Linked DNA regions of Mus musculus: region 2 is linked to region 1. Evidence: chromatin contacts called from ENCODE POLR2A ChIA-PET data. All regions are on one chromosome and are shown on one strand. The core of a region is the stretch at or near the end of the contact, and the rest is flanking DNA. Distances in the headings are between cores, read along the strand shown.

Region 1 (6,217 bases), core at 2,510-5,009:
TGGCCTAGGCATTTATTAATAAATATTTATAGTCTCATAGTCTGCCTTCTGTGAGCAGGACTGAAAAAAGAAAAGCTGATATAGTTTACAGTCTTTTCTGGCACATTAGTCTTAAACTATAAGATTAAGATTTGCTGTCTTCTGAAAGAAGATTGAGAACTGTTTAAATGAGTATTTTTAAAAACCTCTATTATAGGGCTGGAGAGATGGTTCAGCAGTTAAGAGCACCGACTGCTCTTTAAGAAATCTTGAGTTCAATTTCCAGCAACCATACGTAATGGGATCCAATGCCCTTTTCTGGTGTGTTTGAAGAGAGCAACAGTGTACTTACTTACTTACACACACACACACACACACACACACACACACACAGAGAGAGAGAGAGAGAGAGAGAGAGAGAGAGAGAGAGAGAGAGAGAGAGAGAAAGAATGGGGCAGTGGCAGTAGACACCTTTGATCCCAGCAACCGGGAAGCAGAGGCAGGTAGATCTCTGAGTTCATGCCAGCAGTTTACAAAGTTTGAGGACAGTCAGGGCTAGCTTGAGAAACCATAAATCAATCATATGGGCTGGAGATCTGGATCAGTGGTTAAGACCAATTGCTCTTTCAGAGAACCAGAGTTTAATTCCAAGAACCCAAGCTAACAATTGTCTGTAACTCCAGTCCCAGGGATCCAAGGCCCAACACAGACCTCCGAGGGTGCCAGACAAACGTGACACTCATACACACCGGCAAAATATTCATGCATGTTAATAACAGAATTAATTCATACTTTAGAAAATAAATTATAGGCTGGTGGTATATAGTTTAGTGACAGTATGTTTTGTAGCATACACTAGACTGGGTTTAATCGCCTACACTGAAAATAAAAAGTAGCCAGATACAGCGGAGAATGCCTTTAATTTCAGCATAGGACAGGCAGAAGAAGCAGGTAGATCTCTGTGAGTTCTGGATCAGCATGAATCTACACCAGTGGCTCTTAACCTGTGGGCTTAAGGGGGTCACATAACAGATGTTTACATTATAATCCCTAAAAGCAGAAAAACTAAAGTTATGAAGTAGAAACAAAATAATTTTATGGTGGGAATTCCTCACCACAACATGGGAAATTATATTAAAAGGGGCTCAGCATTAGAAGGCTGAGAACCACTGTCCTACATAGTAGTACTCTGTCTCAACAAATTTGTGTGTCTCTATGTATACAGAAACACACACAAGTACACTCACAGATTTCTTATCATGTACAAATTATTAAAATGGTTGGAGGAAGAAAAAAAAAAAAAAAGCCTGACAGGGTGGTATACTCCTTTAGATAATTCTAGCATTTGAAGGCAGATGGAACCCAGTTCCAGGCCAGCCTGATCTATAGAGTGAGCTCCAGGTCAGCCAAGGCTACACAGAAAAAAACTCCAAAAAAACTCCAAAAAAAAAAAAAAAAACCAACAACAAACAAACAAAAAAGAATTCTGTTACTTCAAAATAAAGGCTTCCCATTCCGTCTCCCAACTTCACGAATTCTTAAAGCACACTGTCCACAATAAACTGAAAGGTTAGACTAACAAATAAATGCAAGCCATTTTAGAACACTCAGAAGAAAGGTAAAAAAGGTGAATTTAGTACTGTAAAATAATGTCAAGACAGAAAGCAATTCTAATTTTCAAAAAGAACTTTAAATGATTTTCTTCCAAGACCAACAAAATAAATAAGTAAATAAATATTTCCTGGGCTTTTGAAGAGATGGTTTAGCAGTTAAGAGCACTTGTTGCTCTTCCAGAGTACCCAGGTTTGACTCCCAACACTCACATGACACCACCTCACAACTGTCTTTAACCCCAGTTCCAGGGGATCCATTATCTTCTGACCTCAATGGGACCTATATGTACGTTTACACAGGAATACATACAGGCACACTACCCATATACATAAGAAAAAAATTCCTAGAACAAAAATTTTACCGTCTAAATGAATATATAAATGTAATTGAAACCAACTCTATGAAAGGTGGCAGTTTATCCTGGGAATGGATCGTCAAAGATCCACAATTTGCACTCTATCTTATCTTTTAAATAGACAGAAATTTCACTCAATCACACCTTTCCAAAAATTAAAATTTGCTATTGTTTTTTTGCACTTCTGGCAGGGTCTTTTTGTTTTGTTTTGTTTTGTAAGCGAAGCTTGCCTTTAGTTAAAAAAAAAAAGTGGGAGAGAAGGACCTAGCATTACACTTCAGAATATATTTTCACTTGCAAAATTGTTTCTTTATTTTGTAAATGCCCAAATTTCTTGGGTTCTGAGGTGAAAACTACCATAAAAAACATGAGACCTCATGAGTGGAGCAGAAGTGATAAAAGCGCTCTAATCCCAGGACTCAGGGTCTGAGTTCAAGCCCAGCAAGGACTGCAGAGTGAGTTCTAGAATAGGCAGGGCTACACTGACAAACCCATTTTGAAAACAAAAAACATTCGACCACCAACAAACTACAAATCTGTCTACTGGCGTCTAATACTCTTTAGTTTTTGATGAGATTTACAAAAAAAGTGGCTTTATTACTAAACAAAAACCATGAACCACCACTAACTTCTGGTTTTCCGGGTAAGAGTTATCAAAGTTAAACTATTCAACACATTATACATGCCAACCTCAGAGTACAAAAGTGGCAGACAAAACTGATACCACAGCACAATTTCAGAACTATTCACAACTACCAAAAACAAAAAACCGCACCCATTCTTATGTAAACTTTTGCAGTAAACTTCCTGAGCCTCACCTTCGCTTACACCTACCCTCTTCAAAGGTACCAATTGTCAAAAACTCCTAAGAGAAAACGTCCCATAGGGGAAAAAACGACTGAAATGTTATTATATTTAAGCATTTAAACAGGGTTCTTCCTCAGGCTACAGCCATTTTAGATTCAGTATCTTTTGAATTTTATGGGTTGGGAAGATTTAGCATGGAATAAAAACGACTAGTTAAGCCACTTCAACTAATCAAACTTCCACTCCAATGGGACGGAGTTTGGTAGATAACCAGTAAGACAATCTGAAGTTGAAAAGGTCTCCCTACCCCAGAGAACCGCGACTCCGGGCGTGGAAGTTCCCTTTCGCCCAGATAGTCCACATTTGACTTACACGACTTTTTCCTCGTTAAGTTTCTCTTAACTGGAAAACAGAAGCCTTCGGCTCTTATTTTAAAGAAAGGTAAAATAATAATAATAATAATAGTAATGATAATAATGATAATAAAACCCAAGTAAACCAAATCACTCAACCACTATCAAGCCGGAACTCCTGGAGAGGAGCCGGAGCCGCAGGTGAGCGTTTCCGACCGGGAACTGAAGTTGAAGTCGGAGAGCTCTGGAACCGCCGCGGCGACGCTAGTGTGCAAGACTCCTCCCGTTGGCGGGGGGGAGGGGGACGTTCCAACTCGGCGACTCCCAGGTCCCTCGTCCACCCCGGCGGACCCACACCCAACCACCTGTGCAAGACCTTCTTCTAACTAGTTTTCCTAGACGGCCAGTTAGGTGCCGGCGGAGCCCGTGCCGGGACCACTCCAGGTCTCCTTCTGCTCGGTGTCCAGGACCCATACTCACCCGGCAGCGGCGGGGCTACGGTCAAGGACGACTCGCGGCGTCTGAGGACGCGTCCTCAGCTTCTCCGACCAGCAGAGGTGACTAGCCCACAACCATAACAAAGCTCTTCCCAAAATGGCTGCCCGGCCCACAAGGCCCAGGAGGGGGCAGAGCGGGTGGAGGAGGAGCGACGGCCGGCTGGGCCCTCCCTCTGCCGCTTCGGCCCGCCTCCTTCACGCCCACTAGCACCGGCGCACGCGCAGGCGTGAGCTCCAGCTTTCGTGACCCCGCCCGGGCGCCCGCGGCTCGCTCTGGAAACGTTGGGCTGCTCCTGCAGCGGTTACTTCCCGCCCCGCCCCCGGCGCCCTTCGGCGCGACGCCGGTCGGTCCACTCTCCCTTCCGCAAAGCCTTCGCCTCTCCTTGTGCCGCTCTTGGGGCGAGGACCAGCCGAATTCAGCACGCCCCTTTAAAGCTCCCAGCCGGGTCCTCCGGCCTGGGAGCACGTGAATATGGGAGGATATATTTGTACCAGTTCTTCCCCCACCCATTCTTTCTTCACCTTCTCACACCTCGATTGTGAACCAGATGCTTCGCCAACTACTAGAATTGTCAAACAAGTAGCGGAAGAGTGTGTTTTCCGAGCCCTGTACACCTTTGCCCCTCCATTCACAGGCGCGCGCCGTGGAAACTACAGTCCTAGGCAAGCCATAGACACACACATACTCCCGCCCCTCCGGACTAGAGCATGCGCGGCGGTGTGGGCGCACTACCTGCCGGGAGTTGTAGTTCATGGGCATTGCAGGCGTCACGGAGCCGCCAGAATGGAGGGTTGAAATCTGCTCCAGCCCAGTCTTTGCTAATAAACCCCCAAAAGAGTCTATAAGCACTCTCTTGGCTATTGCACGACAGGAAGGGACCGTACAACCTTGCCAGAGAAGGTAATAAAACTGGCGGACAGCGTCTCACTAAAAACGAATGTTTCAGGAAGTTAGTTTTACTGCTTAGAATGGAGGAAGTAGTCAAAAAGGAGTCCCTACGTAAATGAACTCTCCTTTTTGTCTTCAGCTTTTTACACAAGGAGCCAAGAACGCTCGAAGTACTTGGTAGCTGTTCCTTTTGGTCGACAGATGGCAGGTTGGGGGTGGGAGAGGAGACTTAGAATAAATCACACAGAGGATAAATTCAACAATGTTACTTCCTGGATGACCTTCAAGCTCAATGCCCCTAACGCCACACTTTGATTCATAGAATTCTGAATGTTGGGCCCCAGTCTTCTGTATTCCTCAATGTAATTTCTAGGTAATAGAGAATAAGGTAAAAACAAAATCAACACCTCTTTCTCGCCCAGTGGTAGTAATAAAGGACTCAAATGCGGAGGAAGATGTGTCCAGTCGACTCAACAACGTTGTTTTGCAAGTTAAGCGTTCCAGGCAATCCTGCCTTTAAAAAAATAAAATAATTCCGTAGGCCAAATCAGCCAACTCCAAGTCTCCTCCTAGCTTCTTCCACTACTGTTACTGGGGGTTATTTCAGAAATTGTACTCTACTTCCTGAATATGTGTGTGTGTGTGTTAAACTGGTTAGAGATCCCATAACAGAGACTTGTAAGGTATCTGAAAGCTGACTTCAATTAGAATATTTTAGACTAGCCCTCAGCTCTGTGGTTAAAGGCACTTACTGCTCTTACAGAGAACCTCAGATCAGCTCCCAGCACCTATACTGTGGGGAATCCAAGCCTCTCGCCTGAGTGGGCACATGCATGAACATCCACATTAAAAATAATGTAAAATAACTGAGGGAGGGAAGCATTCAAAAACGGAAAGAGAAGAGTCGGAACTTGCTACCGTTAATTCCCATCCGGACCCATTTTCCTGCACTCAGGAAGTGGGGGGGCTGTGTGATTCCAGTTGCCGGAAGTGTTGTTTCGGTGTTTCTGGTTGAATTTGTTCAACTTTTGCGCCGTGTGATGGTGGCAAGTACGTTTCAGGGTTGTCAAGGGTACACTTTGGGAAGGAGGTGGTGGTGGGGTCACTAAGGATTGGTATTGGTATATAGATGTATAGTTACCCCACGCGTCTTAAGGACCTTTTGTGTCTAAATTCCGCTCGTGTCGCTAAAATGTCAGCTAGGAGCTTCCAGTTTGTGGTAGTTGCGTTGGCGAAATGAAAACATTTGGTCATTTTTTTTTTTCGTGGAATGAGCGAGTTGGCCACGGCTTTTAGTTTTTTAATCTCCACATCAGCTTCTGTCTCAGGGCTTCAGCCTGATTATAATCCTCCAAAATTAGAAAACACGTGCTCCACTGGTTACTGAATTCCAAAAGGTGGAGAATATATGGAAAACATTTAATTACATTGCTTGATTCACAACAAAGCGATATTTGTGGCTGCTCTCATTTATAGTGTAAAAATTCCACAGCCCCGAGTACACAATAACTAAAGAGAATATATGATTATTGGGAACAAAAGGTATAACTGTCAGTTTTAAAGATGAGGCACTGGTGCCTAAGAAGTGGTAGAGATGTTTGCTAAATCCAAATGTTCAGTTTCACATTGCTCTTTTTATTAAACCAAACAGCCAAAACTAAAATTATTCTTCAGAAAACAAAAACAGCACAAAACGTATTTCCTTAATATGTGACACTTTGGC
Region 2 (6,791 bases), core at 215-2,714, 94 kb before region 1:
TGCTTATCTTCTGATCTCCCGGTCCTCTCTCTCAGGACCCTGTCACTGAAGAATGACCTGCAGGTCTAGGTCATTTCTCACCTCCTTAAGCTCCTGCCTGCATGTGGTAAACAGACATATACTCGGGCACACACACATACAAGTAAAAATAAATTTTTGTTTTTGTTTTTTTGAGACAGGGTTGCACTCTGTAGAACAGGCTGGCCTTGAATTTGGAGATCTGCTTGCCTCTTCTCCTGATTGCTAGGATTAATGGCATGTATCACCACCACCTGGTAATAAAATAATTTTTTAAAAAGAAAAGAAAAAGAGCTGAGTGCACGTCTTTAATTTTAGCATTTGGGAGTCAGAGCCAGACAGATTACTATGATTTGGAGGCCAACCTGGTCTACAATAGTGAGTTCCAGGACAGTCAGAGTAGTGAGACTGATGAAGGCTGGTCCCCATGTTGAAGCCCGTTCCCTAGCTTAAAGTCACCTCGAGCTTGGCTGTAATTCTTTTGTTTCATTTCTGTTGGCCACTCCATATTGTTGACACAAAACATATTGCACTTTGATTGTAAACACACACACACACATACACACACACACACAATTTGACTCAGAGATCAAATTGACCATATATTCTGAGGATGACGATGATTATGATTGGAAATTTCCCAAATGCAGCCTTCACTCAGCCAAGCAAGATATAACAGGGCAGCTTGAACTGTTAAGTTCAAACTACTAAAAAAACTTGGAGAGGGGCCGACCGCTCTATAGCCCTCCTTCACCCACTTAGGAGCCCATTGTGTTTTTTCCCTTTATAAGCTATCCCTGGGAAACACACACACCCCACCTTTATGTGGGTGCTCATGGAAGTCAGAAGAGAGTATTAAATCCCCTGGAGCTGGGGTTACAGGTGGTTGAGAACCTCCTGACATGAATGCTGGTACTGAACTTGGGTTCTCTGAAAAAGCGGCACCCCTTCTCTCCATCTTCAAATGTTTTCCTTTTAGATAGGGGATCATAAATCTCAGGCTGGCCTCAAAGTCAATGTATAGGAGGCAAGAAAAACTGAATCTTCTGATTCTCCTTGCTTCCACCTCCCAAGTGCTGGGATAACGACTCAATTTTATGCCGTGCTGGGATTTTGAACCCAGAACTTTATGTTAAGCAAGCACTGTATTAATTTAGCTATACGGCCCCAGCTCATATTTATGAAGTCTTTTGCACAGGGCTAAAGTGCAAGGTACTGAGTGAAAGATCAGTAACTTTCTAAAATGGGGTTTGCAGAGGCAAGATTTTCTGTATTTTTTGGTCAAACTTTGTATCAGGCCCGCTCGGGGATTCCGACAAATTCACTTTAGAGAAAGAAAGACAGGCGGCCAGAAGGACCCCCTAGGTATCATAGAGGATCTCTTCAGAAAGTATAAGAATCTATGCCTAGAGAGGTGCCTGCGCGGTGCACTGTGGGCCGGTTGTGGGCGCGGCCAGCCACCCAAGACTGTCCACGTAGCTTGTGCGCATGCACAGTTTCGGGACCCCGGCCCTTCCAGACGTTCGTGGTGGAGTGAGAGGTTCCCAGGGGAGGAATGTGCAAAGTCCCAGCTTTGGCTTCTACTCCCTCTTCTACTTCGCAGGACAGTGGGGGTCTCCTCCGTCCTGCGCGTAGTTCTGGGAGCCGGGCCCTCGCTCCTCCCTGGGGTGGGGCTGCCGCTTCTCCGCCGGACTTAAGTCGGGCCCTGTTGCCTCAGTACTGGAGTGCAGAGCTGAATTCGGGCCACTTTGTCTTTTCCACAGCCTGTGCTCACTGCCAAGGTGAGTTCTTCCTGCTGCTGACTCGTCTTTTTCTCCTGAGTTAAAGGCGAGGGTCCTTCAGTACCACAGGTCAGGGCCAGGATTGAGCGAATGGCGCCAGCACGTCGAGGGATGCGATTTAGTTTCGCGTTTGAGCACTTCCTCCTATTCTGTTCTCAGATAACGTGTTTCTGGACCTCGGTTTCCTCAGAGTTGGAATGAGCAAGGAAATCATTAGTGCTGTAGGGAGGACTGGGATAAACCTTTGAATGTGTCTGGTGCATATCTCGTGCTTTTGCCATCTCTTTGTTTGGTCATCTGCTCGAAATTTCTAGGCGCTCTGCCTTTCCTAATGGCGGTACAGGGATATTCCTAGGAAGTGGCGGAAGTGGGGAGAGATTAGCTTGCTCAAGCCTCTGCCTTAGGTTTGAGAAAATTTGAACATCTCCTGTCGCTACGGAGCCTTTTAAAGTGAAAATACTTGAATCTTCACATTACCGAGCCTACCATTAATGGACTCTACTGTTTAGACTTTTCGTAGGACCGCAGGACCTGCTCAGCTTCTGATCAGGCCTGTTAACTTTTCCCAGGTTGCACTTCAGCAGCGATACAGGTTTAATTCCAGTATGAATCTTTCCTGCCCGGCAGAATTGGTTATTATTTATAGGTAGTTTTGGAGACAGAGTCTCTTTGAAGAATTTTTGCTAAAAATTAATGTTTTGTCTGCTATGTAAGTATGTGTACCTTGTGGGTGCCTGGTGCCCATGGAGGTCATAAGAAAGGGACATATTCCCTGGAACTAGAGTCAAACTCCGCCCCGGACAAGCCCTTTACCAACTGAACTACACCTCCAACCCAGATTTTTTTTTTTTTAGTACTTGCTCAAAGTTAGTAAAATACTAACAGGTGTAGGTCAGAGGTAGAATTGGCGTGTGTAAGGCCTTGGGATTGTCCCCCAGCCCCTTGACACACATAGATACATGACTTTTCTTTGGTTTTCCAAGATGGATTGAAGATACCGAAGTCAGTGACTTCCTCAGGTGCTTCTCCAGCAAGCTAAGCTGTCCAGCTAGCATGGCATGGTATCTCCTGCCTATAAAGCCAATTTGGAAGGGAGACGCAGGGGGATCATGAGTTCAATTCCATTCTTGGCTACAGACAGTTCAAGACCATCCTGGGCTACATGAGACCATATCTGGGGAAAAAACCCAAACCAAATCCAAAAGAAAAGCCCCAGTATTCAAGGTCTCCCCTCAATTAACTTCTGTGTGCGCATGGTAAAGGGTTCAGATAAATGACCCTGGCTTGTGGGGGAAACCCTTTTGTTGTTGTTGTTTTTGTTTTGTTGTTTTTGTTTTGTTTTTTCGAGACAGGGTTTCTCTGTGTAGCCCTGGCTGTCCTGAAACTCACTTTGTAGACCAGGCTGGCCTCGAACTCAGAAATCTGCCTGCCTCTGCCTCCCAAGTGCTGGGATTAAAGGCATGCACCACCACCGCCCGGCTGGGGGAAACCTCCTTATGAACAAAGAGATGCAGTGAGATATACAGTGTATATCAGTACACACACACACACACACACACACAGTCATGTGAGAAAGTGATTAGAAGTTTCAGGGAGGAACCAGAATTTCCATGTACTAGCTCAATGGTAAGTAACAATTAGCTAGGCAAGTGTGAAGTTTGGGGAAAGAAAATGTGCCGATACCTGGAATCAGGTGGAGCTTGCTTCTCAATCTGAAATGATGAGACAGCGAAATGAGAAATGTGGGACCTAGGTTTTAAAGAGTCTGGACTTTAACCTGGAGAGAATTACTGAACAGTTTAAGCCAAGGAATCACATGATTGGATTTGGTGGATGTATTTTGATTAAGTCCAAATTAAAAATATTTCCTGGTTTAGTCAAGGGATGGTAGAGGTTGCAGCTAGGGCAGGAACAGTGGAGGTTTATGTATATTACTGGAAAAGATTTACATCACAGCATTTGGAAGTAAAGGCATGTATGTATTTTGGGGGTTTTTGTTTTTTGAGACAGGGTTTCTATAGTACTGGCTGTCCAGGAACTTGCTCTGTAGATCAGACTGGCCTTGAATTCACAGAGATCTGCCTGTCTCTGCCTTCCAAGTGCTGAGATTAAAGGCAGGCACCAGGGCCCAGCTTATATAATTTTTTATATTTACTTTCTGTGTTTTTGAGAAGGGCTTTCGTATGTAATGCGGTCTTACCGTGAACGTGTAGGTTGCACTTGGCCTCAGATGTGCACCCTTCCACTTAACTCAGGAAGTGGATATTTTTGGAGATTTGAAGGCTTGGGCTTTTTTGGTTTTTTTATTATTGTTTATTTGTCTGTTTTGCCCTCCTTTTCAGGCTTTGAGCTGAGATCCACCTGATTTGCCTCCCAAGTGCTGGGATTAAAGGAACAAGCAACCATGATGGGCTAGCAACAGAATTTTTAATGCAGAAAATAGATCTGGGCCAATATAACATATTTAGGATGATTTTTAAAAAGAATTATTGAACCGGGAGTGGTGGCACACACCTTTAATCCCAGGACTCAGGAGGCAAAAGCAGGTGGATTTCTGAGTTCGAGGCCAGTCTGGTCTACAAAATGAGTTCCAGGACAGCCAGAGCTATACAGAGAAACCCTGTCTCAAAAAACCCAACCACCCCCCCCCCCAAAAAAAATTTATTGATTTAGTTTATCTGTGTGAGAACACTGTAGCACACATACCAGAAGAAGACATCAGATCCCATTACAAATGGTTGTGAGCTACCATGTGGTTGTTGGGAATTGAACTCAGGACCTCTGGAAGAGCAGTCAGTGCTCTCAACCACTGAGCCATTTCTCTAGCCCCCAATTTAGGATGATTTTTAAGCAGGGTTCTTAGAAGTGCAAGAGAAGATAAAAACCTCCTAAGATGAGTTTTATTTATTTATTTGTTGATTTTGGAGACAGGGTTTCTCTGTGTAGCCCTGGCTGTCCTGGAACTCATTCTGTAGACCAGGCTGACTTCAAACTCAGAAATCCACCTGCCTCTGCCTCCTGAATGCTAGGATTAAAGGCATGTGCCACCGCTGCCCGGCGGGTTTTATTTTTAAGAATTTTTTTGTTATTACTGTATGAATGGGTGTAGAGGTCAGAGCATAACTTCAGGCTTTTTTCCTTTTTTCAGGAGGTGTGGGTTCAAGACAGGATTTCTCTGTGTAGGCCTGGCTGTCCTAGAACTCCCCATGTAGATATGGCTTGCCTCAAACTCAAGAGATCCATCTGCCTCTGCCTCCCAAGTGCTTGAATTAAAGTTGTGTACCACCACTGCCTGGCTCTGTCTGGTTTGTTTCAATATTTGCCATCCAAGGCCTTGGCTCTCTGGTGAATTGAGTATACAGAAAGCAGAGAATGAAGAGCAGACTCTTGAAATGGTGGAGCTGAGATTCAAATGAAGTTTGTGTAATTCTAGAGCCTAGATGATGCTGCACTCTGCTGATGGATCTGATGAGATAGTTTTAGTCTCTCAAGATACCTGTGGATCATGCTAGCAAAAAGGCCCAGAAGACTTAAACATGTGAAACTGTGTAGGAAAAGTCAGAGTTTATTTTAGATGGTTACTGAAAACACAAACTTGACCAAAGGAAAGAAAAGAGGACTGAGAAGAAAGTCCAGAGGTTGGTGGGAGGCAGAGGGGAGGGAGGTCCTCCAAGTCAGTACACCCTTCTGTAAGTATCATGTTCTTTGTGTCTTGTTCGCAACTTTGCTAGCTATACAGGAAAGCTGTTGCTTAAAGCAGACTTGCAGAGGATTACTTTCTGTCCTGTTGGAAGTCTGTCTTCTGCTGTGGCCCTTCCATCCCCTTCCCAGAAGTTCTCTACAGATCTTTGTTCTTCCTGCCTTTTGTCCCACTCCTCTGGTTTTCAATTTCACCTGCAAAAGGAATGAAGAAGCAAGATTAAGGTTCCCCGTGTTCCCTGTAAGCTAGGCCTTTGTGCAGTCTCCACCCTTGTAACTTCAGAACCTTCTCAAGTGCTGGGAGAAGTAAACAGGTTATTGTTTGAGATCAAGCCCAGGAACCTAGCCATAGAACTGCTTGCTTGATCCCTAGGAAGTGCACGGTTACAAAGACCATGGTCTCAGAGGTTTCTTTGAGCAGAAAAAATTGCTTGTATGCTAAGCAATAGAATTCTTTCTGGCAGAAATACTTGGAAAAGACAGTTTTGGTGTGTTTGTTTATTCATGACTTACATTATTACCTGCCCTCCCATAATCTTTTAAAACTTGGAAACAAAGTTCATATTTATGAAGATGTTATTGGCAGTTAGATCAGCACCAGGAGAATATTTATGGTACTGATAAGATCGAGAGAAAGGTTATTTCTACTTGATTGGCTCTTGGAGCAAATATTCTCTTTTCTCTTTTTGATAACTGTTCAGTCTCCTCCCCACTTGTTAGGTATGGAACCTACCTAGGGTCCCAAACATTCTGGTCAGCATCCTATCACTGAGCTATTGTGAGTTCCAAAGATGGGAGGTGAAAGACCACTGAGTCAAATCACCATGACCAAATTAATGAAAGCAAACTTTTATTCCTGTGCACAGGCTGCCTCCCTCTAAGGTTCAGAAGGTCAGCATTGGATGTGGGGAAGATTGGGGCTTCCAAATGGGGGATTTAGCAGGGAAACCGGCAAAGTTAAGGCAGTAGAACAGAGCAAGGTGGTCATCGTAAGGTAGTCATAACAGCCTCCTGAAACAAAGGCACACTTGCACTGTGGTCATAACAGTCTTACACTTTGCTGCCTATATTTTCTCATCTGAGAAATGGTAAGTGCTACACTTCGCTTGAAGGAGCCCACTCAAGCCTCTGAACTGAGCCAGTCAGACGTGTGAGAGGGCTTCAGAGAGACTCTGTTAAAGCTTCAGTTGCTGATGTAGACATGTTCCTACTGAAGACCTTAACTTCATCTTCAGAGAAGTCATCCTTTTCTGGGCCTGTGGTTAGGAAATCTTTGTGTCATAATGATCCTTG

The links. ChIA-PET counts read pairs that join two places held with the same protein, here RNA polymerase II (POLR2A).
Region 2: POLR2A ChIA-PET joins it to region 1 with 23 read pairs in embryonic stem cell. The contact joins the promoter of Akr1a1 here to the promoter of Gpbp1l1 in region 1. POLR2A ChIA-PET finds 5 or more read pairs at or near these places in 3 of 5 experiments (Patski and embryonic stem cell).

The regions. Positions count from the first base shown.
Region 1 is chr4:116,555,200-116,561,416 of GRCm38, reverse strand. Gpbp1l1 (GC-rich promoter binding protein 1-like 1) reads right to left here and starts at 3,759. Exons shown (of 12, transcript NM_029868.3): 1 at 3,589-3,759. It overlaps Tmem69 (transmembrane protein 69), which reads left to right and starts at 5,474. Exons shown (of 3, transcript NM_177670.4): 1 at 5,474-5,544.
Region 2 is chr4:116,646,347-116,653,137 of GRCm38, reverse strand. Akr1a1 (aldo-keto reductase family 1, member A1 (aldehyde reductase)) reads left to right here and starts at 1,464. Exons shown (of 9, transcript NM_021473.3): 1 at 1,464-1,799.